Regions from separate parts of the Mus musculus genome. Here region 1 is linked to region 2. Evidence: chromatin loops called from intact Hi-C (ENCODE). Cell type or tissue: left cerebral cortex. All regions are shown on one strand. Links, peaks and the distances in the headings refer to the core of each region. The heading gives the core; the rest is flanking DNA. Region 1 holds the start of Mmachc (methylmalonic aciduria cblC type, with homocystinuria). Region 2 overlaps Akr1a1 (aldo-keto reductase family 1, member A1 (aldehyde reductase)).

What was found. Hi-C counts contacts between places; a loop is a spot of excess contacts. Peaks named below come from ENCODE experiments on the same cell type or tissue, not always from the same donor. Only the 100,000 strongest peaks of a DNase experiment are listed, where the experiment ranks them.
Region 1: it touches region 2 in a loop (2.5-fold over the local background); 5 of 42 quality-filtered maps call a loop at or near these places.

What each region holds. Positions count from the first base shown.
Region 1 is chr4:116,702,137-116,715,846 of GRCm38, forward strand. It overlaps Mmachc (methylmalonic aciduria cblC type, with homocystinuria), which reads right to left and starts at 6,249. Exons shown (of 4, transcript NM_025962.3): 1 at 6,102-6,249; 2 at 3,745-3,939; 3 at 2,371-2,523; 4 at 298-1,731. The coding sequence starts at 6,182. The coding sequence ends at 1,321. Ccdc163 (coiled-coil domain containing 163) reads left to right here and starts at 6,459. Exons shown (of 10, transcript NM_026714.3): 1 at 6,459-6,958; 2 at 7,104-7,137; 3 at 7,302-7,483; 4 at 7,588-7,669; 5 at 7,965-8,148; 6 at 9,175-9,242; 7 at 10,236-10,303; 8 at 10,587-10,690; 9 at 11,952-12,013; 10 at 12,704-13,548. The coding sequence starts at 6,881. The coding sequence ends at 12,822. In left cerebral cortex, for the core only: CTCF peaks have their summits at 1,861 (motif pointing right), 4,991 (motif pointing right) and 6,510; DNase peaks (open chromatin) are centred at 1,871, 5,738, 6,351 and 6,828; H3K4me3 peaks cover 1,634 bases; H3K27ac peaks cover 1,434 bases.
Region 2 is chr4:116,635,844-116,650,853 of GRCm38, forward strand. Akr1a1 (aldo-keto reductase family 1, member A1 (aldehyde reductase)) reads right to left here. Exons shown (of 9, transcript NM_021473.3): 2 at 9,661-9,750; 3 at 6,015-6,134; 4 at 5,148-5,299; 5 at 3,967-4,162; 6 at 3,118-3,317; 7 at 2,133-2,205; 8 at 1,919-2,005; 9 at 667-826. The coding sequence starts at 9,744. The coding sequence ends at 761. Among named protein-coding and RNA genes, the nearest start is that of Akr1a1, 8.3 kb to the right of the region's middle. In left cerebral cortex, for the core only: CTCF peaks have their summits at 6,509 (motif pointing left) and 8,660 (motif pointing right); a DNase peak (open chromatin) is centred at 8,666; H3K27ac peaks cover 246 bases.

The DNA.
Region 1 (13,710 bases), core at 1-8,000, 62 kb after region 2:
GCTCCGGGGTACTGGTTAGTTCATAATGTTGTTCCACCTATAGGGTTGCAGATCCCTTAATACCCTCAGTAGTTTGCTTCTCCCTCCCTGTTGCAGGGTTTGGAGGGCGGGGGTGGATTCCTGTTCAAGGAAACATGATTGAGTCTGAGACTGGTCTGTCTCCTGTTTTAGTTTTCAACAAGTAAAAACAGCACATTACAATTTACCAACTAACCTCCCTGGACCCTGGGAGTGAAATTTGAAATATCAGAATTGGGAAACTATCTCTGGAATCAACAAACAGGCAAACAAAGTTGGTGGCTTTGGATATGATTGTATTCAACTACTTGTATTTTAGCTGTGATGAGAGAATATTCCTTTCTGATCCTGTAAAGTCAGGAAGTTTCTTCTGGATTCTTGGTTAGGGTTGACAAAATAATCCTATGACATCATGTCCTTCCAACATTCCAGAATTCAAAGTACATCTATTTGAGCATAAGTATAAGATTGCCTGAGCCTTTAGTAATAGCACACTGTAGGTCGGGGCAGTTTCAATGTAGTTTACTTAAATATTAATTCAGCATAGCTCAATGTGGTGGGTACCCCTAGGAGCTGCTAAATCTGTGATTCTCAGCCCCCAGGGGTTGTTGAACAACCCTTTCACTGGATTCCCTAAGACAATTGATTCATAACTAGCAAAATTATTAGGTAGCAACAAAAATAATTTTATGGTTGCGGTCACTACAACATGAGGAACTGCATTAAATGATAGCAGCTTTAGGAACGAACAGTGAGAACCATGGTTCTTAAATAGTATCTTAAGAGTACTACACAAAGCCGGGCTTGGTAGTGCACGCCTTTAATCCCAGCACTCGGGAGGCAGAGGCAGGTGGATTTCTGAGTTTGAGGCCAGCCTGGTCAACAGAGTGAGTTCCAGGACAGCCAGGGCTACACAGAGAAACCCTGTCTTGAAAAAACAAAAAACAAAAACAAAAAAATAGTAATGGGCATGAGTCTAATATTTGAAGTCAACTGCTGATTTTTGAGTCTGCCTTGGCATATGATTTATCTTGACCAATGTAAATTGAGTCTTGACTGTCTGAAGCACTATTATCAGGAAATCCTACCTAAAATAAAATGGTTTTTCCACAGTGCAAAAAATCAGCACTCTGGAGAAGACAGAGGCAGATGGATCTCTCTTAGCTTGAGGCCAACCTGGTCTGAGCTACATAGAGGAACCTTGTCTCAAAAAAACTAAAAAAGGAGAAAGTGTTTTTTTCAAAACCCAAATCCTACTTAAAATAAATCTACTATGAGTGGGATCCTGAAGGGGAAAAGTTATCAAGGGCCTGGGGATACAGGTGGTGAGACACTTGGACTCAGCCAGCTTCGAGCTCTCCTGGAATTCTGAGGTTTAGTAAGCAAGGAAAGAGGAAGCTCAGATGTAGTGCTAGGGTGTTCTGAGGGTTGGGCTAAGCCTAATAGGGCCAAGCGTTGGGCAGGTGGGGTGGAAAAGTAGATCTTCTGTTCTTCGGAGTACCGTTCTTCAGGAGTCACAGCATCACGGTAAGTCCAGTCCCGCCAATGGAAATTGAAACCTTCAAGCAGAGTGATGCGGCCAGCTCTTGTAGGCACACAGTCAGGGGGCTTTCTGGGTGGCAAATTTGGCACTTCAATCCCTGGCAGCAACATAACCCCTCGGATGGCAAACCAGCCCCCAAATCGGGGGTGTATGCACACACCTGCTATGTGCTGGGGAGAGGACAAAGAAAAAGCAGGGTTACAGAGGTCATTTTGACACTAGGTTCAACGACTATTGGAAACTTTTTATCCCCCAAGTATGGGTATGAGTGTTTTGCTTGCATGCAAGCAGTACCCACAGCGGCCAGCAGAGGGTGTCAATCTAAAAACGAGTTGCAGATGGTTCTGAGCAGCCACGTGAGTGCTTGGGATTGAACATGGTTCATACAAAAGCAACAAATGTTCCTAATCTTTTTCTAATTCTTTCCCACTCAGTGCACACTCATTCCATGCAGAAGGCTCTGTCCCTTCTATTAAATTAAGAAATCTAGGGCTGGAGAGATGGCTCAGTGGTGAAGAGCACTGACTGCTCTTCTGAAGGTCCTGAGTTCAAATCCCAGCAACCACATGGTGGCTCACAACCATCTGTAACGAGAACTGATGCCCTCTTCTGGTGTGTCTGAAGATAGCTACAGTGTACTTACATACAATAAATAAATAAATCTTTAAAAAAAAAATCTAGCCGGGCAGTGGTGGGGCACACCTTTAATCTCAGCACTTATACAGACCTTATATTGTAGGGGATCCTTTAGGAGCCTTTACTATCCTTTCCCTTGGTCCCCACCCACTCATTCACATTCACTCTCTAACCTGGGTCCCCCATGGGTCTGCATCCACATCTTGTCGTTGGTAGTAATAAGCAGCACCTGCCACATGGGCTGCTGTCTGGGCGAGAATCTTAGGTCGCCGATTGGGGTGTACCTCATAGTCAGCAATGACTTCCATATGCACTTCTGGAAACTTCTGGAACAGAATACAGGGCGCTTGTTAGCATGATGGGAGTCATGATTTTGTTCTAAGTCCTAAGTTATGTATTAATATGCCTTCTGTTTTTATAAGCCCAAGGGGATTTTTTTGTTTGTTTGTTTGTTTGTGTGTGTGTGTGACCGGGTCAGAATGACCTTGAACATGCTTTATATATCTAAAGATGATCATGAATTCCTGATTCTCCTGCCTCTATCTCTCTACTGCTGGAATTCACCATTAAATGTCTGTTTGAAGGAAAAACAACTTTAACCTAAGGAGCTACAAAGTGAAGGATTTTAGAGTTTCTCTGCCCCCTCAGAAGGGCCTGTGCTTGAAAGGAAATATAAAAGCCTTGCTCAGAAGCCTCCATTATAGGAGTTATTGAGTTGTCTGTGGCAATTCTAGAGTGGAAAGACCTAGAATGTATATGTAAAGATTTATGTGTATATAAATGAGTACAGGCTGGGAAATAGTCTTCTGCCTTCAAAGGCTCCACAGACAGCATAGAACCCAATGACTAAAGTCAATGACCAATGACTAAAGATGTTGGATTACTAATATTCCAACATCTTTAAGATTAAGACTAGAGGGGCTGGTGAGATGGCTCAGTGGGTAAGAGCACCCGACTGTTCTTCCGAAGGTCAGGAGTTCAAATCCCAGCAACCACATGGTGGCTCACAACCATCCATAATGAGATCTGACTCCCTCTTCTGGAGTGTCTGAGGACAGCCGCAGTGTACCTACATATAATAAATAAATAAAAACAAAGGAAAAAAAAGATTTGTAAAAAGATTAAGACTAGAGGTTCCTCTAGTTGTCTATCAGTGTAGTCACCCTACGAAACTGATTTCAGATGGGGAGTCTGCTAAAGGAAAGGGTAAAACCTGGGTGTAAGAAGTTGCAGAATAGGGGGCTGGTGAGATGGCTCAGTGGGTAAGAGCACCCGACTGCTCTTCCGAAGGTCCGGAGTTCAAATCCCAGCAACCACATGGTGGCTCACAACCATCTGTAACAAGATCTGACCCCCTCTTCTGGAGTGTCTGAAGACAGCTACAGTGTACTTACATATAATAAATAAATAAATCTTTAAAAAAAAAAAAAAAAAAAAAGAAGTTGCAGAATGTCAGGGCTCCTAGCCCTAAGGCTAGATTGTGCCCTAAGCTAGGTCAACAGGGAAGCAGATGTGGATTTGGGAGTTGAAGGAAAGTTCCACATTACCTCTGTAACACTCCTCAGGTGGTAGGACACACATTGATCCACCGGGTCTCTCAGTGTTTGGAAGTGGCAGCTCTTTAAGAAGGGTTTGAGGGCTCTGTCAAACATAGCAGGTGTGCTGAGTACCAGGAAGGCCAGGGTAGGTCCTGGGAAGGGCAAGTGGAAGGCTGGAGGCAGGAGTTCATTGTACCACGCCACCTGGAACACAGAAAGCTCAGGCAGTTGGATCTCTGAGTTTGAGAACAGTCTGGTTTACAGAGCAAGTTCCAGGACAGCCAGGGATACACAGAGAAGCCCTGTCTTTTTTTTTTTTTTTTTTTTTTTTTTGGGGGGGGGGTGGGGAGAATTAAAAAAAGAAAAAAGAAAAAGAAAGAAAGAAGCTGGGCGTGGTGGCGCACGCCTTTAATCCCAGCACTTGGGAGGCAGAGGCAGGTGGATTTCTGAGTTCAAGGCCAGCCTGGTCTACAGAGTGAGTTCCAGGACAGCCAGGGCTACACAGAGAAACCCTGTCTCGAAAAAACAAAACAAAAAAAGAACCCCATCCCCCCGCCCCTCTCCCCCACCAAAAAAAAAAAAAAAGGAAAGAAAAAAAGAAGGAAATGCACTAGGGGAAGGCTTGAGAGATTAGTAGGAGAGAGGTTGGGCCTGGCCTTACATATCAACTTAAAAACTATGGCACCAACTTGGTGAAGATGAGGAGTCATTTAACCCTTAAAAGAATAAAGTGACCAATAATTGCATTACTAAGATCTGGTTGCGCTGTAGAGAATGGATTGGAGCCAAGATGGCAGCAAGGAGATTATAATAATTCATATGTGAGAAGTGTTCTGGGATATAGGATAGGTTGGTGGGCTAAAAACAACAACCTGTGTTTGGAAGATTCAGGTGATATTCATGGTGGCTGTTGGATATAGGACTGGAAAGGTGAGTAGCAAGACCTTAGGAGACAGGCGGGGCTAACTCTGCTCAGTATAATAGTTCCTATTATCCAGACTAGACACACACAAGTTTAAAATAAGATGGGGTCTCACTATAGCTCTGGCTGACCTGGAGCTTGCTATGTATATCAGGCTGGTCTGGAAGACTCGGCCTCCTGAGTGCTGGGGTCAAAGGCTTCAGCCACCATGCCTCACATTCACATAGGCACTTCTATTCTTTCCCATATCTGCCTTCCATCACTACCTTCCATCACTGCCTCCAAATTCTGACTTTTAAAAAAAGATTTAGTTACTTATTTTATGTATGTGAGTACACTGTAGCTGTCTTCAGACACACCAGAAGAGGGCATCAGATCCCATTACAGATGGTTGTGAGCCACCATGTGGATGCTGGGATTTGAACTCAGAATCTCTGGAAGAGCAGTCAGTGCTCTTAACTGCTGAGCTCTCTTTCCAGTCCCAATCTGACTCTAGAATGTACATAATTCTCCTCTCCTTTCAATCCATCTTTTCATATACATTTCTCTGTTTTTGTGCTGGTGACTGAGATTTGCAAATGCTAAGCCAGCACTCTAGCTAGCTAGCCATCCACCTATCAGATAAATTTCTGATAGATGGATAGATAGATATACATCTCACTTAGTTTTATAGCCTCAGCTTTCAATTTTGTTTTTGCCTCATTACTAGGAATTGAACCCAAGACCTCAAGCATGGCTTTCAAACTAGACTTAACTTCTCAATAGTATCTTCTTACAAGTCTTCCCCTGGAAAGCTCAATGGCCTAGGAATCTTAAGATAGGCCAAAGGACACAGGCGGATTTTAGTTTGTGTCTTAAACATAATTTTGTTCACTCAGCACTGTGGGAGGAAAGTGTGGAATAGGGCGGGGCTGGGTGGGGTGGAGAGGGACTGTGGTTACAGAGACTTCTGTACCAGGCGAGCGTGAGGAATTTCTATGCTCAGTCCCGTATTGATGGCAAGCAACACCATGAATTAGCCTTCTGTTGGCTGGCCGAACAAACTAGCCAATTGTCTCTTGTTCAACATTAGGAATACTCTTCTCTCTTCATCTGATCGAGTACACTGTCACACCAACCTTCCAAGTTTTGACCTCTTCTAATTCCTTTGGAAGAATCTGATGATCCCGCCCACACCGGGAGACCGTTTTCTGGTAAATTATAATGATGACAGGTTAGGGGATCTTGGGCTGTATCCCATTCATTTGTTTGACATCATAAAGACATAAAAGGGCAAACATGTGTTTCTCTACGTTTTTTAATCAAGCCCCATTTTACAACACGACCTGGTCATCAGATGGCTGCAGTAGGTTGAGAGGATCAGAAGGGCTCACCGGCCTTCACACTTTTGGCACCAAGGCCAATCCTAGAGCTCACCCTAGGACCACAGGGAAGACAAACCAACCTGGAAGGGATAAACTTCGAAGCCAAAAGGACACAAGGTGTCCTCAATCTTCTGCTTCAGCTCTGCGACTCGCGGCTCCATAACGCACGCTGAACGCTGAGCTTGCTGGGAAATGGAGTCTCATAGCTAACTTAGGCTTGTATGCGTCCATCAGGGCTGGACTACATTTCCCAAGAAGTAAAGGAATAGTAACGGACTCAACTGACTCTGCACGGTGCATCTTGGTACACGTAGTTACTTTTGTCCTTGTAGCCCAAACATAACCGAGTCTGGAAGACTCCGTGTCCCGACGAGCTTCACGGGAGGTGTGAGTGTGAACGCACAGGGCACGTATTTCCAGGGAAACGTATTTCCGCCCTCTATTGCCTGTGGTCTCCGCAAGAAGCGGACTCAGTTTCCCGGGTGGCGCTGCGGCACCGGTACTTAAAATCTCATTCTCCGCCTACCAGAGTTTGAACTCTTGAGCGGCACTTGTCACTTGTCTCAGTGGTGATAGCGTCCTTGATTTGTGGAGGTCTCAACCAAAATTCGGTTCATTCTACCCTCTCGATATTATTCTGTTTTCTTCCCCCCTCCCCGACCCCCCACTTTTCAAAGTACTCTGTTCCGTAGTTCTAGATTCACAGTATTGCTATCGCACTGTTTCTGTAGCCCTAATATATTCCCACTTTCCTTATTTCCATCTAACTCTGTGGCTTGTCCTGGGCTGGCCCGCGGGTATCTGAGTGTGGAAGAGCAAGAACAGGGAAAGTTAGAGACGCAATTTCAAGTGCTCCAGGATGAACAGGAGCCCTAGCTGGTCTGATCAGCTTCATGCGGTTCTCAGTTCAACTGATGAAAATATGGCCCGGATTAAGGTAAGAGGGGGACCTCTGGGATCCCCATCTAACCCCTCCCATTGGGAGGCTAGGCTAGGGCTTAGTAAAGGGCACTGAGAGCTCACTGGCTTGTTGAACTGTTTGCTGGTTTTTTTTTTTTTTTTTTTTTTTTTTTTTTTTGTAGCAGAGTTTGTATCCCTTTCGAGTTTCCTCTACAGGTAAGTATTGTCTTTTCTCCCAGCCCTTTGTCTTCTCAGAGCCTCCTTTCTTTCAGTGCCTGCCTGTACAGCTCACAGTTCTGTACAAATCCCAGCTACTTCCTGTCCTCTGATTTCCTACACAGACAGACCCTGCTCTTGTCCCTTCCCTATTCCCACAATAGGGGACCTGGCTGACACCTGGACTTCTCATCGCTTACCTCCTCAGCCAGAGGCCCAAGCTCAACAGCCTTGGGCTCTAAAGACTCCCACTCTTGGAGAGAGACTGAGCTGTACTGAAGCCCACAGCTCCTCTCTCTGGGATGAAGTTACTAAACTCCGATCCCAGCTTCAGGCTCAGGCTCAGGTGAGGTATTAGGGGTATGTACGTGGTGATAATGTGAGACGAGAATATTAGGAGTTGGGACAATGACTTAGAAAGGAATGTCTGGGTTTTCTCTGCTTGGGTAGGTGACTGAGGCGCTGAAGCATTCTGTACAGAGCCTGTTGAAGGATCGGGAGCAACATATGTTCAAGATCAGTGCTCTAGAAGGTATTGGGCCAATTCTTTTCTATGTATGGCACACAGAGTTTTAAAATGGAAACCAAGAGTTTTGCACATGCTAATGATCTGTGCTCTACCACTGATGTACATACAGCTTTCGAGTTTTGCACATGCTAATGATCTGTGCTCTACCGCTGATGTACATACAGCTTTCGGTTGTGGGGCTTAGCCTTTTAGTGAATGGGTGAGCTTCTCTCCCTCCAGCCCTACACAGCTTTACCTATGTGTCATTTGCTCTCATGTGAGTCTCTTAGAGCCACTGACCTTACTTTCCCCTCTACAGCATCACTAAAACTGCTGCAGGAGGGCCCCAAAGGGAGAGCCCTTCTGGAGCAATGCCTGGAAGGGCTGAAAAAGGAACTGCAGGGCCTTCGGAGTCAGGTTCAAGAGCTAGTCCAAAACCAAATGAAAGCAAGACCAGGAAAGTTGGGTCCTGCCAGTGGCTTTCACCAAGAGCTGCAGAGTGAGTAAGTGATGGGCAAGGCTTCACCCTTTTGGTTGTTTGTTTAAGATGTGCTTCTTGGGGGCTGGAGAAATGGCTTAGAGGTTAAGAGCACTGACTGCTCTTCAAGAGGTTCTGAGTTCAATTCCCAGCAACCACGGGTTGGCCCACATCTGATGACCTCTTCTGGCCTGCAGGCATACATGTTGTATATATAATAAATAAAAATTTTTTAAAAATGTGCTTCACTCTTCCTCTACTCCTTCTCCTCCTCTTCTTCTTCCCCTTACCCCTTTCTCTCCACATGTTTCTGGCAGGCCTCTCCTCTCCTCTTTCTCTGTTCTCTCTCTCTCTCCCTCTCCCCCTTTCCAACTCCCCTTCTGTGCCCTGAATAAACTCTATTCTATACTATTTTTTAAAAAATGTGCTTCTTGGTGTCACACAGTTTTAGTTCTCGTGCTCAGAAGGCAGAGATGGCCGGTCTCTATGAGTTTGAGACTAGCCTGCTCTACATATTGAGCTATAGGCCATCCAGGGTTAAAAAGATCTTTTTTCAGAAAACAAAAAGGACACACAAAAAAGTGTTTTAGGTGTATGAATGTTTTATACCATCATGTGGAGGCTCAAAGAAATCAAAGTTCTCTTTAAGAGCAATTGTTCTCATAACCATTGAGCCATCTTCCTAGCCCAAAACTTCCTCTTTTGAGGCTTCTGAGCTCCTAGCATAAGATGTTTGGTGTAGCCGGGCGTGGTGGCACACGCCTTTAATCCCAGCACACGGGAGGCAGAGGCAGGCAGATTTCTGAGTTCGAGGCCAGCCTGGTCTACAAAGTGAGTTCCAGGACAGCCAGGGCTATATAGAGAAACCCTGTCTCGAAAAACAAAAACAAAAACAAATGTTTGGCCTACTCACTTTGTTTCTCTGTGATGTTGGCTATTGAACCCTGGGCCTAGTACATGCTAAGTAGATGCCCTTATCATTAAGTTGTTATCTCCAGCCATTCTGGGTTTGTTGTTTGGTTCTAGAATGACACTGCTGTCACTCATGTAGGCACCAGGTTTTGTGGGAAGAGTCAGAAATTCTTCGGGAGGAACTGAAGTTGCTTCGAGACCAGCTGAGTGAGTGAAAGATTGAAAGTGGTTTTTTGTCCTTGTTTTGGAATATCTTCTTTTTCTTCCAGTAAGTGACATTACTTCTGACTGTTTGAACTATTGAAAAGTCTGGCATATTAGTTTTGTTATTTTTTTTTAATTTATTTTTATTTCATGTGCATTGGTGTTCTACTTGCATGTGTGTCTGTGTGAGGGTGTCAGATCCCTTGGAACTGGAGTTACAGAGAGTTGTGAGCTGCCATGTGGATGCTGGGAATTGAACCAGGATCCTTTGGAAGAACAGCCAGTGTTCTTAACCACTGAGCCATCTCTCCAGTACTCCACCCCCACCTCCCTTTTTTTTTTGGGTTTTTTTTTTGGTTTTTTGAGACAGCGTTTCTCTTTATAGCTCTGGCTGTCCTGGAGCTCACTTTGTAGACCAGGCTGGCCTCGAACTCAGAAATCCGCCTGCCTCTGCCTCCCGAGTGCTGGGATTAAAGGTGTGTGCCACCACGCCCGGCCCTTTTTTTTTTTTTTTTTTTTTTTTTTTTGAGACAGTGTCTCTACATAGTTCTGGCTGTCCTGGGATTCATTGTGTGGATCAGGCTGATCTTGAACTCACAGAGACCCATATGCCTTTGCTTCCTAACTGCTGGGATAAAGGCATGTGTTACCACCCCTGGCTAGGCAAATTATTATTGATATTATTATTATTATTATTATTACTATTATTTGTATATTTTATAATTTAAATATTGTGTGATGTTGGGTATCAAATGCACAGGGCTTTTTACTTGCAAAGTGTCTGCTCTACCACTAAGCTACACCTTTAGCCTTTGGCAAAATATTTTATTTTGCTCTTTATCTCTCATGTCATTTAGTCTTTCCCATCACCTTGGTATCTTCCCAGCAGCTGGACCAGAATGTGTTTAAGTTTCTACCACCAGTCTGGTCACAAAGCAGTGAAGAAAAAGGAATGAAGTTGGAGAATGGTCCCCTTATATTCTGTCTTATTTTCAGGCCAACATCAGGAGTTGTTGCTGGAACAAATAGCTAAAGGGCCCCAGGTTCAGGCCCGCAGCTGGAAGGTAGGACAGGGTTAGATCGGACTCCACATAGTTCGTCCTGAGTCCCCATCCTTGCTCTACAGAAAGGGCTTGGATGTCTTCTCCCACCTCCATCTCTCTTTCATTATTTCCCTTGCTGACTCCACATCTCTCCAAAGCAGTTCTTCCCAGTCTCTTTGCTGTAGACATGATTCACTGTCCTTGCCCACATGTAGGTTCTCATGTGTCAAGGAGGGGGTTGTGGGAGGGAGTTTCCCTTGGAAAGAGAGAGATTTAGCCCTCCCTCTGCACCTCGGTCTGGCAGAAGTTGGAGCACCTGCAGAGTGACCAGATGGACAGGGTTCATACCTTGGAGGTTTCCAGTACAGAGGCCCATGATGCCCAGAAGGAAGAGCCCTACCTCCTCAGGTCAGATGTGTGTGCTGGGCTGTTACAGGGGGTTTGTGTTGTAGAGGTCAAGCAAAGTTCAGCTACCCTAAATTTGGCCAAAATTGGTTAGGGTGGTCAGTCTGAGTATCTGGGTTTATATTCATAAGAACAGCATTGGATAGTCTAGCTTAGGCTGTCTTTGAACTCCTGGTCCTCCTGATTTACCTCCCAAGTGCAGATGTTACGGGTATATGTTACCAGACTCAGTTTTTTTTTTTTTTTTTTTTTTTTTATCTATTTTTATTGAGATGGGTGGGTTCCACTGGGTAGCCCAGATTGGCCTCAAACTCACCAGCCTGCTCTCTTTTGTTTCCTACAAATGAACAACAAGCGTGTGCTATTATGGCCACTAGTATTACTGAAATTTTTTTTGTATTTTTTTTTAAAGATTTATTGATTTATTATATGTAAGTACATTGTAGCTGTCTTCAGATACTCCAGAAGAGGGAGTCAGATCTCGTTACGGATGGTTGTGAGCCACCATGTGGTTGCTGAGATTTGAACTCTGGACCTTCGGAAGAGCAGTCGGGTGCTCTTACCCACTGAGCCATCTCACCAGCCCTTTTTTTTTTTGTATTCTATTTATTTATTTAGTCTGCTTACTTGTGGGCATATGTAGCATGAAGTGCATGTGGAGGTCAGAGGTCTGATAGGATTCGGTTCTCTCCTTCTACTGTATGGGTTTTGAGGATCAGCCTCAAGTTGTTAAGCTTGGTGACAAGCATGTTTATCAGCTGAGCAACCTTGCTGGCCCCAGTATTAGGCATTCTTCATTTGATTCAGAGTTGTGAGATATATATATATACATATATATATATATATATATACACACACACACACATACATATATACATATATATATAATTATCTGTATATATTTTATTTATATGAGTACATTGTAGCTGTCTTCAGACACACCAGAAGAGGACATTGGATCCCATTACAGATGGTTGTAAGCTATCATGTGGTTGCTGGGAATTGAACTTAGGACCTTTGGAAGAGCAGTCAGTACTCTTAACTGCTGAGCCATCCCTCCACCACAGTGACATATCTTTACATGTCTGATCAATAGTGGAGGGGGTGGGGTGGACTCCTGGCCTCAGAACAGAAGGTTTTATGCTGGAAGAGTATCCTAGGTCCATCCTCTGCTTCTGACTGTTCTCTCTAGGAACTCCGTTCCTGCCCAGCAGTCAAAGCTGCCTCTGGCACGAGCTTTCACCATGTCTCTTTCTTCATCCAGCTCTGAAGTCAGTCTCCCAGACTGTGGCCGTAGCTGGGAACTTTTAAAGAAATTGGATAGGGGTAAGGACGGACTCTGAATGCCTCCTGAATGAGCTGTCTAATTGTTTGACATTGTCTTTTCTTTGTGAATCCATCTACCTATGTTATATCATGGAGAGTAAAGCTACTTTATTATTTGATATTCATTTAGTAAAAGGCAAAAGATTTATGTGATTTGAAGAGAAACCAAAGTAATTATTATTTAATATTTATTTAAAAGTCAGGTTTTGTTGTGTAGCTCAGGCTTGCTATGTAACCCAGACTGGCCTTGAACTCAAAATCTTCCTGCCTCAAGTTCCTGGTGTTAGGATTACAGTCATGGGCCACCACATTTTCATTTAACCACTTAATTGTAGTTGGGGCATAGGTACAGACAGATAGTCAGAAATCGCCAGAGAATCAGCACATTCAGATCAGGCCTGTGTGTCTTTTCCAGGGTGGTCCAGGGCCTAGTTCTGTGCATGGCAGTCTTGCTAATTTCTTTCTTTTTTTGGGGGTTGGGGGGAGTTGGCTTTGTTTTTTGCTTTTTTGTTTTGTTTTGTTTTGTTTTGTTTTGTTTTGAGACAGGGTTTCTCTGTGTAGCCCTGGCTGTCCTGGAACTCACTTTGTAAACCAGGCTGGCCTCGAACTCAGAAATCTGCCTGCCTCTGCCTCCCGAGTGCTGGGATGCTAATTTCTTTTTAAATTTAATTTTATTTTCCTTCATCTTAGAACTCCAGAACAACTCCCTTCCTAACCTGGAACCCAGCAGCTCTCAGTTCCATGCCTGGAGTCTAGGGCAAGAGGACCTGTTCCTTGAGGGCCCCACGATCTTCCAGAGTGACCTGTAAGAACTTGTGAGAAAAATGAGGTGCAGCTTCTATCCCAGGCAGCCTCCTCATCCTCTCCGTTCATGCCCTCTTTACCGAGGCATCGCACTGTGCAGCCAGTCCTTCTCCCTGGCTAATTCAAAATAAAGTAGCTTCATTCTCCCTGATGTGTTCTCTGTAAATCTTGCCCCACATGGGATAGGCTGGGCCATACCTTTCCTTCTTGTTACTTACCTGGTTCCTGTGACCCCTGCCTTTGAAATCTGACAATCATAGGTGCACCTTTGACTGAGCTCCAGTGAACTTGGGAAGAAATGATCTCTTGTTTGGTGAGTAGAATAGGTTAGGATGTTGGGAGTATTGAGGTGATCACAAAGGAGAGTGTGATGTTCCGGTGGGCACTAGATCCAGTCAGTCACACTGCTGGGAGGCTTACCCCAGCTTCTCCCTACCTCCTCACCCTCAGTAGCCCAGTCTGTATGTCTACAGTTCTGTTTCTCTGAAATCGAGTTGTCTTCAAAACAAACAAACAAAAGCCAACAAAACCAAAATCTCTATTTCTTATTTTGAGAAAGGATCTGTTTAAGTAGCCCTGGCTGTTCTGGGAACAGGCTCTCCTTGAACTCTCAGGGTTCTCCTGCCTCTGCCTCCCTAGTCCTGGCATCAAAGGTGGGCACTGCTACACCTAGCCAAGAAGTATTTTTTGCTATAACCTTCTTGAGGAAATAAAGAGTTCCATGATTCAAATTATACTATTTTTATTTTTAAACATTCTTTTATTACTTTATGTGTATGGGAATTCTGCCTGCACGTATGTCTATGCACCATCTGCGTGTAAGGTCCTGAGGGGTCAGAAGAAGGCATCAGATCCTCTTGAATTGGACTTATACACGATGGTGAGTTGCCATA
Region 2 (15,010 bases), core at 3,989-11,988:
CTTCCCAAGTGTTGGGATTAAAGGCGTGTGCCACCACCCCCAGCTCCTTTTTTGTTTTGTTTTTTCGAGACAGGGTTTCTCTGTGTAGCCCTGGCTGTCCTCGAACTCACTTTGTAGACCAGGCTGGCCTCCAGCTCAGAAATCCCCCTGCCTCTGCCTCCCTAGTGCTGGGATTAAAGGCGTGTGCCACCACTGCCCAGCTTTGTTCTTCCCATTTTTTTTAAAAAAGATTTATTTATTTATTATATGTAAGTACACTGTAATGGTCTTCAGACACTCCAGAAAAGGGCACCAGATCTTGTTATGGATGGTTGTGAGCCACCATATGGTTGCTGGAATTTGAACTCATGACATTAGGAAGAGCAGTTGGTGCTCTTATCAACTGAGCCATCTCACCAGCCACTGTTCTTCCTATTCTTAAAATTAGGCACTGACTAGGGCAAGGGAATGGTAAAAATTAAAGATCCAGTTTTGCTTCTAAAACTTCACTAGGTACCAGTATATCAATTAGAAGTTGTAAAATTTAAAATTCTGGCATTCTTGTAGAGCACTAAGGAAGCACGTAGAGCTTCTAACACTGGCAGTCACAGCCCCTCGGTCTGTGCTGTCCCTGGGGACAATTTCGTCTCATGCCTAACCAGACAAGTAAGTCAGGCACACAACGTATACACTTCAATGGCTTTATTGATTCCTTCTTTCTGGGGAGTAGCAGGCAATGCTTAGCAGGAGAACTGAAAGGGAAGCTGAGAAACTATAGGTCTCAGTATGGGTCATTAAAGGGATACAGAGGGTGTCCAGCATCTCTGGGAACCCTCTTCCCATCCACCTGAAAAGAAAGATAAAATAAATTAACCCATTATTAGTAAGCACTGACATTCCAAAGACTCAGGACATACCTCCAATTCTTCTGAAGAATTTCACCTATCTCTAGTACAGCGATTCCAGAATCAAATTCACATGGTTAACCTTACCCTAAGACTTCACAGGCTAGCTAGAATAATGTGCCCAGATCTGGTTACTTCCTTACATATAGCAGGCCTCAACAAGTTCAAGAATGCTTTTTGAGTGCTATTATTTAACTAGAGAAAGTCAAGATAATAAGCACACTAAGACTCAGGTTATATTAATTACCCCTGAGCCATGCTAATTTTCTCCAATGACAAGAGAACAAGATCATTGGAACAGAGCTTGGTGCTGCCCAGAACTTGGTAGGCTGAGGCAAGAGAATGAGAATGGAGTTTAAAACCTACCTAAAAGGAAGGAAGGATAAACTCACAAGGCAAAGAAAGAGAAATCAGGCATGAGGAATGGCCGTTCAAAGTCAGCATGGGCTACATAGTGAGTTCCACAAAAATACCAACTACAGTGTTAAGCCCCCATATTAAAACACAAAACAAAACAAAAAGCTGGGCAGTGGTGGCTCATGCCTTTGATCCCAGCACTTGGGAGGCAGAGGCAGGCGGATTTCTGAGTTCAAGGCCAACCTGGTCTACAGAGTGAGTTCCAGGGCAGCCAGGGCTACACAGAGAAACCCAGTCTCAAAATAAATAAATAAATAAATAAAAAGGGAGCCAGGCATGATGGCACACTGATAATCCCAGCACTCAGGAGGCACAAGCAGGCAGATCTCTCTGAGTTTCAGGCCTTACCAGGCAATATAGTAAGACCCCATCATTTAAAAAAAAAAAAAAAAAAAAAAAAAAAAAACGGAAAGGAGGAAGACAGGGAGTGAGGAAGCAAAGCCAAGCACCGCACCTTGGGTAGCAGTTCCAACAACATTCTGTCCCTTCTCCAACCAGCAAGCCTGCAGCCAGACCTGGGCCACCACACTCCAGACCTCCTACTGAAGGGGCTCTAGTAGGCCTGAGCACATCACCTATTCCCTGTTCCCTGACTCTAAATGGTTACACATCCTTACCGTAATCATGGGCACAATATACCGCCAATTTTTGTTCAGAGCATCTAATTGTTTCATCTCCTCTGGGCTAAAGGTGAAATCAAATACCTGGTGGAGAGAAAATCAGCCTGTGAGTAGTAGCTGAAGTCTCCCAATACTGGCTTCTTAGCAGGTAGAATCAAGGCCAGAACATATCTCAACAGACTAAAGAAGACAGAACCTAATGTCCCAGTACCTGAATGTTCTGAAGGATGCGGGAAGGATTGATGCTTTTGGGGATGCAGATCACTTTCCGCTGAACCTGCCATCTACGTAAGGGATTACAAGGAAAAGGTGTTAGGATTGAGAAACAGCATCTTGACCTAGTTCCTAGACCACCTGCGCCTCAGAGGACTAGGCAAGATGACCCATGGTAGCCTCACTCTAGACCACAGAGCAAAATCCTTAGCCTTATTCTGGAGAATTAAAAAAAAGTAAAGTGAATACAGAAATTAACAAAAATGTAGTGTGTGTGTAGAGGGCAGTGGATCTGTGAGTTCCTGGCCAGCCTAATCTAGTTAAGGTTCCAGGCCTTTTTCTTTTTCTTTCCTTCTTCCTTTCTTCCTTTTTTTCCTTCCTTCCTTCCTTCCTATGTATGTATGTATGTATGTATGTATGTATGTTTGTTTGTTTGTTTGTTTGTTTTTTGAGACAGGGCTTCTCTGCATAACCCTGACTGTGAAATCCGCCTGCCTCTGCCTCCCAAGTGCTGGGATTAAAGGCATGTGCCACCACGCCTGGCCCTTTTTTTTTTTTAAAGATTTATTTATTTATTATATTTACATACACTGTAGCTGTCTTCAGACACCCCAGAAGAGGGCATCAGATCTCATTACGGATGGTTGTGAGTCATCATGTGATTGCTGAGATTTGAACTCACGACCTTCAGAAGAGCAGTCGGCACTCTTACCATTGAGCCATCTCTCCGGCCCCCAGGCCTTTTCAAATAAAAAATTCCCTCAGTCCCTGCCTCCCAAATAGAACTTCTCAAAAATGTCCCATACCAGACAGGCAATGGTGGCACATGCCTTTAATCCCAGCACTCAGGAGGCAGAGGCAGGCGGATTTCTGAGTTCAAGGCCAGCCTGGTCTACAGAGTGAGTTCCAGGACAGCCAGGACTGCACAGAGAAACACTGTCTAGAAAAGCCAAAAAAGGAAGGAAACAAAAAAAGTCCCATACCTAAGCAAGATCTGAGCTGGAGATCGGCCATGTTTTTCAGCTAGTGCCAAGACTACTGGTTCTTCAAGCAGGACTGGCTCATCAGGATGGCGCCAAGCACGGTCAGAGGAACCCAAGGGGCTATAAGCAGTCACCTCCAAGCCCCGTGCGTGACAGTGGGCAATGAGCTCATTCTGAGCCAGGTATGGATGGCATTCCACCTAAAACAAGGAAGAGCCTTCAGCACAGGGTGGCCACACCCAGATTACCTGACCCCTTCTACACTGAGCGGAATAGCCCTCCACTGTTAACCTCTGCTGCCTTAAAGCTCGCTTGTTTTCACTGGTGAGTTCATTCTCTTCCAGGACTTCAAATCCACTTTTTTTTTTTTAAAACTTAATGTAAATTTTAATTTAAAAACTAAAGGAAACATCCACATAGAACAATATGTACATATTTGAATACACACACAAGTCTTGCCACTCTCGTCCCTCGATGTCATTTATCATCCTATCCTCAGCATTAGCTGTTACCTAGGGTTTGTTTTTGGGGGGGGGGGGGTTGTTTTTGTCATTAGTAATTCTCTTTTCTTTACAGTGTTACTAAATACACAAAATTGTCCCCTTAAGAAACAAGTTTTATTTTTAAAATTTCATTTTCCTTGTACTGGAAAATGAAATTTTAAAACTCTATTTTCCTTTTTTTTTTTTTAAATTAGGTATTTTCCCCATTTACATTCAAATCCACTTTTATACAGAGAATTTCTTCAACAACACCTCTGACAACTTGCCACCTCCATTAAGGAGATTCCCCACTTGATTATTCATGCTCTGCACACACATTTTCCTTTGGTCTGTTTGTAGTGCTCACCTGCAAGACAGCTGGGCGCACAGAGGCCACACTGAGGACATCATCAATCTGCCGACTGTTGAAGTTGGACAAGCCCAGGGCTTTCACCAGCCCCTTTGCCACCAGTACCTCCAGAGCCTTCCAGGTCTCTTTATAGTGAGTTGAGTCATATCTGACAGTTCCATCGGCATTCTTGGGAAAGGGATTGTCTCCCCGCCTGAGTAAACAGACCCCATCCCCAAGTGTCAGCAAAAGTCAGGCTACTGTCCTGCCTGCCTATCCAGCTATTCTGTGGACCACACCATAAGACCAAGGGATAAAGTGACAAGAATTAGGAACTGCAATGCTTTCTTATCCTTCTAGTTAGAACTCAGGCAGGGGGCTGGAGAGATGGCTCAGCGGTTAAGAGCACTGACTGCTCTTCCAGAGGTCCTGAGTTCAAATCCCAGCAACCACATGGTGGCTCACAACCATCTGTAATGAAATCTGATGCCCTCTTCTGGGGTGTCTAAAGAAAGCTACATTGTACTTCCATAAATAAATAAATTAAAAAAAAAAAAAAGAATTTAGGCACTTCATCTACATGGAATGCCCATCCCTTCATATTCATAGCACATGCTTTCTATGTTTGGGTTTTGTTTTGTTTTGTTTTGTTGGTTTTTTTGTTTTTCAAAACAGGGTTTTCCTAAGTAGCCCAGGATATCCTGAAACTAGTTCTGCTAGCTTTGAGCTCAGAAATTCACCTGCCTCTATTTCTCAGGTGCTAGGATTAAAGACATGTGCCATCATGCCTCATTCATAGGCCAGACCCTATCTCCTCCCCTCTAGCATAGCTTCCTTAATGTCACTTTCTCTGGGGGGTTGGTAGGGGTTCTGCCCATCTGACAAGGGCACAGTGCTTACATAAGACTACTCACACCCTCCTCTGCTGAGAAATTCATGGCCAAAATCTTAGGGGTGCTACTTCAAAAGAAGAGCATCATGTGTGGAACACTAGGGTACGTGCTGGGTGCTACTCTCTTCATAGACCTAAACACCGGGCTGCAGGAAAGGCAAAAATCCCATGGTAAGGAACTGCCTCTGCTTGCTCCTGCCACTGATTGGTGTTCTTACCCTGCTCTGCAGCTGTGAATATCATCAATTACCAATGCTACCACACCCACCCCTCAACTTCCAGAACACGTTGTAGAAACATGGCTTACTCAAAGGCATAAGGCCAGTGCATCAAATAGAGGTCCAAATACTCCAGTTGCAGATCAGCCAGTGTCTTCCGGAGGGCAGGTTCTACATCCTCAGGGTGGTGCTTAGTATTCCACAGCTTGGATGTCACAAACAGCTCCTCTCGAGGGACTGCCTGTGAGAGAGGCAGAGGCCACTGTGAGAAGAGTCCTGAGCACCCAAACTTACCTACAACACCTCTGAGAGAAAAAGTGTGCCTCGGAATGTGACCCAAGGCAAAACCATAACTTACTTAAAGTAAGTGGTTTTCTTTTTCTTTTCTTCACTTTTCCTTTTTTACTTCATGTGAATTCGTGTTTTGTCTGAATGTAGGCCTGTATGAGGGTGTCAAGATCCCTTAGAACTGGAGCAGTAGGCAACTACAACCTGCCATGTGTATGCTGAGAACGGAACCCAGGGCCTCTGCAAGACAAGAGCCATATTCTCCAGCCCTTTTGTCCAGACAGAGTTCCTCTATGCAGCTCTAGCTGTCTAGGAACTTGTTCTGTAGATCAGGTTAGCCTCAAACTCAGAGATCTGCTTAGCTCTGACTCCTGGGTGCTAGTATTAAAGGTGTGCACCATCACCACCCAGAGAGGTTTTCTTTTTAGTGCCACCATGTTACTCTTAAGTAACTCTTTGCAGATAACAATGTCAAAAGATTGAGCATGCTAGGAACTGATGACAGTTTCTCTTATCTAAGACCAAGTCCCAGCTTCAGCCCTAAATTCTCATATCCCATTTTTTCTATCCCCAATTCTTTTTTTTTTTTCTTAATTTCAAAATATGTATTTGTTACTGGACAGAAAGGTAAAGTATGTTTTTAAATAATAATCAGCCTCCATTCTTACCTTGCCTGACCCCACACTCTCCTTCAGGGCCTCCCCAATCTCAGTTTCATTGCCATATACAGAAGCACAATCAATGTGGCGGTAGCCTGCGCTAAGGGCATGTTTAATGGCTGCTTTCACCTGCATTGAAAAGAAGAGAGAAAAAAGATTTCAGTTCTACACTGGTCTGAACTGGTAAGGGAGAAAGATTATATGAAGGCCACTCATGAAGATCAAGGTGAGAAGATGAATAATGATTCCAGACTAGGGTATTGCTCACTTGGTAGAATGCTTGCCTAGCATGTATGAAGCCCTAAATTTCTCTAGAACAAACAGACTGTGCTGGCTTAAGCCTATACATCAGCACTCAGGAGATAAAGGCAGGAGGCGCAGAAATCCAGGCTCTAGTCTGGAGAAATGGCTTAGCAGTTAAGAGCACTGGCTGCTCTTGCAGAGGTCCTGAGTTCCATTCCCAGCAACCACATGGTGGCTCATAACCATCTATACTGGGATCTGATGCCCTCTTCTGGCCTGCAGGTGTACATGCAGATAGAGCATTCATACATTAAATATATAAATCTTTTTTAAAAGAAATGAGAGAACAAAAAGGAAGGAAGGGAGGGAGGGAGGGAATAAGGGGGTTAGGAAGGAAGGAAATTCCTAGGCTAAGGGCCAAGGCTGTGCAGAGAGGCACATCAGAGAGCCACACATAATGGAGTAAGCTCTGAGATCCCAGGCTAGTAAAAAAGAGATGGAGGGTAGGAATTAAAAAAGGCTTCTTAAAAAATATTTTAAAAATTCATTTATTGTTTTACGTTTATGAGTGCATGTATGTATACACATGCACACCTGGTTATCTGCAGAAGTCAGAAGAGGGCTCCAGATTTCCTAGAATTGGAGTTATGGATGGCTATGAATCACTATGTGGATGCCGAGAGTCAAAGCAGGTACTACACAGATCAAGTTCTCTTAACTGTTAAGGCATCTCTACAGCTCCCCAATATCGCTCCCCCACCCCCAAAATAAGTCTTCTAAAAAAGATCAGAACAGAAACTGGAACTAGAGCCCCTTAATGGAGAGAAGAAAGCAGAGACCAAGTAAAAGAATAGGTCAATTAATCTGCAAGAACCAGGTTAATCTAAGCACTCAGGAAGCCAAGGCACGAGGATTACCAAAAATTCAACTGTAGCTTGAGCTACACAGTGCAACAAGTACCAGGCCAGCTAAGGCCATTCAACAAGGCCCTGTCTCAAATACAACCATAAAGTGTTAAGAAGATACCTTAGTTGGTAGGATGCTTGCCTAGCAAGCACAAAGTCCTCAAGTCCTATGTTAAATTCCCTAAATGACCTGGGCATGATGATATATTTCTATAATCTCACAACTCCAGCAGAGGTGGAAAGATCATAAATTCAAGGCCATTCTCAGCTACACGGGAAACTCAAGGCCTAACTGGGTGATGTGAGACCTTTTCTCAACCAACCAAACAACCAACTAACTTCTGAGTTCAGCTCTTACTAAACAGATACTTTTTTTTTATCCCCTCCCTAGGCTCCTGCCTCCTCCATAACCCTCATAGAGAACTCCCTTCCTTAACCCAGTTCCTTCTCCCTAGGCTGTGTAGAGTGCCTGCCTAGAACACAGAGACCCTGACTGTACTCCAGGGTCCTCAGAAACTGGTAAGGAATGCAAAAAACAAGGCAGTATCTAACTACAGTAGAGATAGTAGCTTAACTCAGAAGCCTGACTTCCTAAGCGTGATCCCTAAACCTATATTAACTCTAACTCAGATTTCTAAGGAAAAGGGAAGGATAAAGATTTAGCAGCCTGTAACACCATACTCTGGTAAGACTTTTACTTTATTTTCATTTTGGGGAGCTTTTTGAGACAGGTTCACATTTGGTAGCTCAAGTTGTCTTAGAACTCAGTAGGCAGCCCAGGGTCCATAGCACCCAGCACTCCCAAGTACTGAGAGAACAGGCATGAGCTAAAGAGCTTTGGTATTCTTTTTTTGGGGGGTTTTTTGTTTTTTGTTTTTAATTTTTTTTTTTAGATTTATTTATTTATTTATTATATGTAAGTACACTGTAGCTGTCTTCAGACACTCCAGAAGAGGGAGTCAGATCTTGTTACAGATGGTTGTGAGCCACCATGTGGTTTCTGGGATTTGAACTCCGGACCTTCGGAAGAGCAGTCGGGTGCTCTTACCCACTGAGCCATCTCACCATCTCAGCGGTTTTTTTGGTTTTTCGAGACAGGGTTTCTCTGTATAGCCCTGGCTGTCCTGGAACTCACTCTGTAGACCAGGCTGGCCTCGAACTTAGAAATCCGCCTGCCTCTGCCTCCCGAGTGCTGGGATTAAAGGTGTGCACCACCACCAGCTGGCTGAGCTTTGGTATTCTTAATGACTGATTACATATTAAATGGCTATATAAGAGTACAATCAGCTGGACATCGTGAACATGCCTGTAACCCCAGTCCTTGCAAGGCTAAAGAAAGCTGCGCTTTAAGCTCCTGAGTAATATAGGATGAAAAATCTCAAAGAACAAGAATAAAGTCACCCCCATTCTGAATCCCATTTTAAAAAAATCTAAAACCCTCGCCTGGTACTGGGGCTATAGAGACGGCTCCGGGATTAACAGTGCTTGTTGACAAGAGTTCAGTTCCCAGAACTGACAACAGATGGCACCCAACTACACGTAAGTGCAGCTGCAGGGAACCTGATGCCTTTCCCTGGCCTCCACAAGCTCGCACTCTCACTTATGTATGTATACACACACACACACACCACACCCCCCACTCACACAAACACACAAATAAAAATCAAATTAAATCTTCAGAAAAAAGAAAAAGATGTCAGGCATAGTAATCCCAGAACTTTGGAAGCTCAACTATTGCCTGAGCTGAGTTCCAGGTCAGCTCAGGCTACATAGAAAGATCTTGTCTGGGAAAAAAAAAAAAGAAGAGAGGGGATACTGGTGGTCAGAATGTACTCCTCCCATGGATGAAACTGCCAAACAATTTAATTTAAAAGTTCAATTAAGGGGCTGGTGAGATGGCTCAGCAGGTAAGAACACTGACTGCTCTTCCAAAGGTCCTGAGATCAAATCCAAGCAACCACATGGTAGCCCACAACCAACCGTTATGAGAGCTGATGCCCTCATCTGGTCCATCTGACAGCTACAGTGTACTTAAGTACTTATAATAATAAATAAACAAATCTTAAAAAAAATGTTCAATTAAAACCTTATTCATAATTCTTGTCTATACAGTTATCCCAGTAACTTCTCAAGTTCTGAACTATGCTCCTAACTCCAAAATGTGCACTTGGGAAAGGCCAAGGTCTCAATAAGCCCGCTGTGCAGGAGATGTGACCACAGTATGCTGAGGTAAGTAATATACTGAGACTCAGCTTAGGCCTGGAAACAAAGAGGCTCCAACACCACCATAAGACTCTGCTCCTTAGTAACCCTGAGTCCCTCCTTAGTTAGCTGGAAAAACTAAGGGCTCATATTGTCCCTTCCTCCCTCATCTCTTCACTATCTTCATCCTCACCAGGAACAATAATGCAGCTTATTGTTGGAAAAACTCAGGGCCCGTCTTGCAAATCCCCCCTTCTCCCTGGCAGAGATTCAACAAGTCTCCCCTCCTTTTCCCAATCCCTCACCTGACCAGGCTCACTCTTCCATGTCCCCAGACCAATCAGAGGCATCTTCTGTCCAGTGTGCAGGAGGACACTGGAGGCCGTCATTGTCCCCTAAGACACAGACAGGAAACAAATGGTGAGGAGGTTAGCACTGCTCGGAGCCTTAGCTGTCCACCTTTGTAAAGCATACTTCAGGAAAGGGTGGAGACAGGAGCAGTGGCAGACATGGGAACAAACACCTCATATCAGTGCCTGTGTCTGTCTCTGTAGACAAGGTACATGAACTCAAGCAAACCCAGTAGCTCCTGAACAAACGCTAACGCTAACCAGACTGGCCTTCACACAAGGCTAAAATGAAGGTCAGTGTTCAAAAGCTCCAGTTTCTGAGGGTGGGAGTAGCGGTGGTTCAGCACTTGTCTAGCATGTACAAGGCCTAAGACGTCATCCCCAGCAACACACGCATACCACAAACCTAGCATAGAGATAGCCTGCAATGCCAGCACTCGGGAAGCTAAGGTAAGAGGATCAAAAGTACTAAGCCAGCTTGTCTCAAGAAATTCAAAACCTTTCCCAGCACTCAGAAAGCAAAGGCAGGTGGATCTCTGAGTTCTAGGGCAGCCAAGACCACAAAGAGAAGTCCTGCCTTGAAAACAATTAAAAATAAAAAAATAAAATAAAAAGACAAGAGTCAGAGGCCGGGCAGTGGTGGCGCACACCTGTAATCCCAGCACTTGGGAGGCAGAGGTAGGGGAATTTCTGAGTTCGAGGCCAGCCTGGTCTACAAAGTGAGTTCCAGGACAGCCAAGATACACTGAGAAACCCTGTCTTGAAATGCCAAAAAAAAATAAAAAAATAAAAAAAGGACAAGGATCATTATGACACAAAGATTTCCTAACCACAGGCCCAGAAAAGGATGACTTCTCTGAAGATGAAGTTAAGGTCTTCAGTAGGAACATGTCTACATCAGCAACTGAAGCTTTAACAGAGTCTCTCTGAAGCCCTCTCACACGTCTGACTGGCTCAGTTCAGAGGCTTGAGTGGGCTCCTTCAAGCGAAGTGTAGCACTTACCATTTCTCAGATGAGAAAATATAGGCAGCAAAGTGTAAGACTGTTATGACCACAGTGCAAGTGTGCCTTTGTTTCAGGAGGCTGTTATGACTACCTTACGATGACCACCTTGCTCTGTTCTACTGCCTTAACTTTGCCGGTTTCCCTGCTAAATCCCCCATTTGGAAGCCCCAATCTTCCCCACATCCAATGCTGACCTTCTGAACCTTAGAGGGAGGCAGCCTGTGCACAGGAATAAAAGTTTGCTTTCATTAATTTGGTCATGGTGATTTGACTCAGTGGTCTTTCACCTCCCATCTTTGGAACTCACAATAGCTCAGTGATAGGATGCTGACCAGAATGTTTGGGACCCTAGGTAGGTTCCATACCTAACAAGTGGGGAGGAGACTGAACAGTTATCAAAAAGAGAAAAGAGAATATTTGCTCCAAGAGCCAATCAAGTAGAAATAACCTTTCTCTCGATCTTATCAGTACCATAAATATTCTCCTGGTGCTGATCTAACTGCCAATAACATCTTCATAAATATGAACTTTGTTTCCAAGTTTTAAAAGATTATGGGAGGGCAGGTAATAATGTAAGTCATGAATAAACAAACACACCAAAACTGTCTTTTCCAAGTATTTCTGCCAGAAAGAATTCTATTGCTTAGCATACAAGCAATTTTTTCTGCTCAAAGAAACCTCTGAGACCATGGTCTTTGTAACCGTGCACTTCCTAGGGATCAAGCAAGCAGTTCTATGGCTAGGTTCCTGGGCTTGATCTCAAACAATAACCTGTTTACTTCTCCCAGCACTTGAGAAGGTTCTGAAGTTACAAGGGTGGAGACTGCACAAAGGCCTAGCTTACAGGGAACACGGGGAACCTTAATCTTGCTTCTTCATTCCTTTTGCAGGTGAAATTGAAAACCAGAGGAGTGGGACAAAAGGCAGGAAGAACAAAGATCTGTAGAGAACTTCTGGGAAGGGGATGGAAGGGCCACAGCAGAAGACAGACTTCCAACAGGACAGAAAGTAATCCTCTGCAAGTCTGCTTTAAGCAACAGCTTTCCTGTATAGCTAGCAAAGTTGCGAACAAGACACAAAGAACATGATACTTACAGAAGGGTGTACTGACTTGGAGGACCTCCCTCCCCTCTGCCTCCCACCAACCTCTGGACTTTCTTCTCAGTCCTCTTTTCTTTCCTTTGGTCAAGTTTGTGTTTTCAGTAACCATCTAAAATAAACTCTGACTTTTCCTACACAGTTTCACATGTTTAAGTCTTCTGGGCCTTTTTGCTAGCATGATCCACAGGTATCTTGAGAGACTAAAACTATCTCATCAGATCCATCAGCAGAGTGCAGCATCATCTAGGCTCTAGAATTACACAAACTTCATTTGAATCTCAGCTCCACCATTTCAAGAGTCTGCTCTTCATTCTCTGCTTTCTGTATACTCAATTCACCAGAGAGCCAAGGCCTTGGATGGCAAATATTGAAACAAACCAGACAGAGCCAGGCAGTGGTGGTACACAACTTTAATTCAAGCACTTGGGAGGCAGAGGCAGATGGATCTCTTGAGTTTGAGGCAAGCCATATCTACATGGGGAGTTCTAGGACAGCCAGGCCTACACAGAGAAATCCTGTCTTGAACCCACACCTCCTGAAAAAAGGAAAAAAGCCTGAAGTTATGCTCTGACCTCTACACCCATTCATACAGTAATAACAAAAAAATTCTTAAAAATAAAACCCGCCGGGCAGCGGTGGCACATGCCTTTAATCCTAGCATTCAGGAGGCAGAGGCAGGTGGATTTCTGAGTTTGAAGTCAGCCTGGTCTACAGAATGAGTTCCAGGACAGCCAGGGCTACACAGAGAAACCCTGTCTCCAAAATCAACAAATAAATAAATAAAACTCATCTTAGGAGGTTTTTATCTTCTCTTGCACTTCTAAGAACCCTGCTTAAAAATCATCCTAAATTGGGGGCTAGAGAAATGGCTCAGTGGTTGAGAGCACTGACTGCTCTTCCAGAGGTCCTGAGTTCAATTCCCAACAACCACATGGTAGCTCACAACCATTTGTAATGGGATCTGATGTCTTCTTCTGGTATGTGTGCTACAGTGTTCTCACACAGATAAACTAAATCAATAAATTTTTTTTGGGGGGGGGGGTGGTTGGGTTTTTTGAGACAGGGTTTCTCTGTATAGCTCTGGCTGTCCTGGAACTCATTTTGTAGACCAGACTGGCCTCGAACTCAGAAATCCACCTGCTTTTGCCTCCTGAGTCCTGGGATTAAAGGTGTGTGCCACCACTCCCGGTTCAATAATTCTTTTTAAAAATCATCCTAAATATGTTATATTGGCCCAGATCTATTTTCTGCATTAAAAATTCTGTTGCTAGCCCATCATGGTTGCTTGTTCCTTTAATCCCAGCACTTGGGAGGCAAATCAGGTGGATCTCAGCTCAAAGCCTGAAAAGGAGGGCAAAACAGACAAATAAACAATAATAAAAAAACCAAAAAAGCCCAAGCCTTCAAATCTCCAAAAATATCCACTTCCTGAGTTAAGTGGAAGGGTGCACATCTGAGGCCAAGTGCAACCTACACGTTCACGGTAAGACCGCATTACATACGAAAGCCCTTCTCAAAAACACAGAAAGTAAATATAAAAAATTATATAAGCTGGGCCCTGGTGCCTGCCTTTAATCTCAGCACTTGGAAGGCAGAGACAGGCAGATCTCTGTGAATTCAAGGCCAGTCTGATCTACAGAGCAAGTTCCTGGACAGCCAGTACTATAGAAACCCTGTCTCAAAAAACAAAAACCCCCAAAATACATACATGCCTTTACTTCCAAATGCTGTGATGTAAATCTTTTCCAGTAATATACATAAACCTCCACTGTTCCTGCCCTAGCTGCAACCTCTACCATCCCTTGACTAAACCAGGAAATATTTTTAATTTGGACTTAATCAAAATACATCCACCAAATCCAATCATGTGATTCCTTGGCTTAAACTGTTCAGTAATTCTCTCCAGGTTAAAGTCCAGACTCTTTAAAACCTAGGTCCCACATTTCTCATTTCGCTGTCTCATCATTTCAGATTGAGAAGCAAGCTCCACCTGATTCCAGGTATCGGCACATTTTCTTTCCCCAAACTTCACACTTGCCTAGCTAATTGTTACTTACCATTGAGCTAGTACATGGAAATTCTGGTTCCTCCCTGAAACTTCTAATCACTTTCTCACATGACTGTGTGTGTGTGTGTGTGTGTGTGTACTGATATACACTGTATATCTCACTGCATCTCTTTGTTCATAAGGAGGTTTCCCCCAGCCGGGCGGTGGTGGTGCATGCCTTTAATCCCAGCACTTGGGAGGCAGAGGCAGGCAGATTTCTGAGTTCGAGGCCAGCCTGGTCTACAAAGTGAGTTTCAGGACAGCCAGGGCTACACAGAGAAACCCTGTCTCGAAAAAACAAAACAAAAACAACAAAACAAAAACAACAACAACAAAAGGGTTTCCCCCACAAGCCAGGGTCATTTATCTGAACCCTTTACCATGCGCACACAGAAGTTAATTGAGGGGAGACCTTGAATACTGGGGCTTTTCTTTTGGATTTGGTTTGGGTTTTTTCCCCAGATATGGTCTCATGTAGCCCAGGATGGTCTTGAACTGTCTGTAGCCAAGAATGGAATTGAACTCATGATCCCCCTGCGTCTCCCTTCCAAATTGGCTTTATAGGCAGGAGATACCATGCCATGCTAGCTGGACAGCTTAGCTTGCTGGAGAAGCACCTGAGGAAGTCACTGACTTCGGTATCTTCAATCCATCTTGGAAAACCAAAGAAAAGTCATGTATCTATGTGTGTCAAGGGGCTGGGGGACAATCCCAAGGCCTTACACACGCCAATTCTACCTCTGACCTACACCTGTTAGTATTTTACTAACTTTGAGCAAGTACTAAAAAAAAAAAAATCTGGGTTGGAGGTGTAGTTCAGTTGGTAAAGGGCTTGTCCGGGGCGGAGTTTGACTCTAGTTCCAGGGAATATGTCCCTTTCTTATGACCTCCATGGGCACCAGGCACCCACAAGGTACACATACTTACATAGCAGACAAAACATTAATTTTTAGCAAAAATTCTTCAAAGAGACTCTGTCTCCAAAACTACCTATAAATAATAACCAATTCTGCCGGGCAGGAAAGATTCATACTGGAATTAAACCTGTATCGCTGCTGAAGTGCAACCTGGGAAAAGTTAACAGGCCTGATCAGAAGCTGAGCAGGTCCTGCGGTCCTACGAAAAGTCTAAACAGTAGAGTCCATTAATGG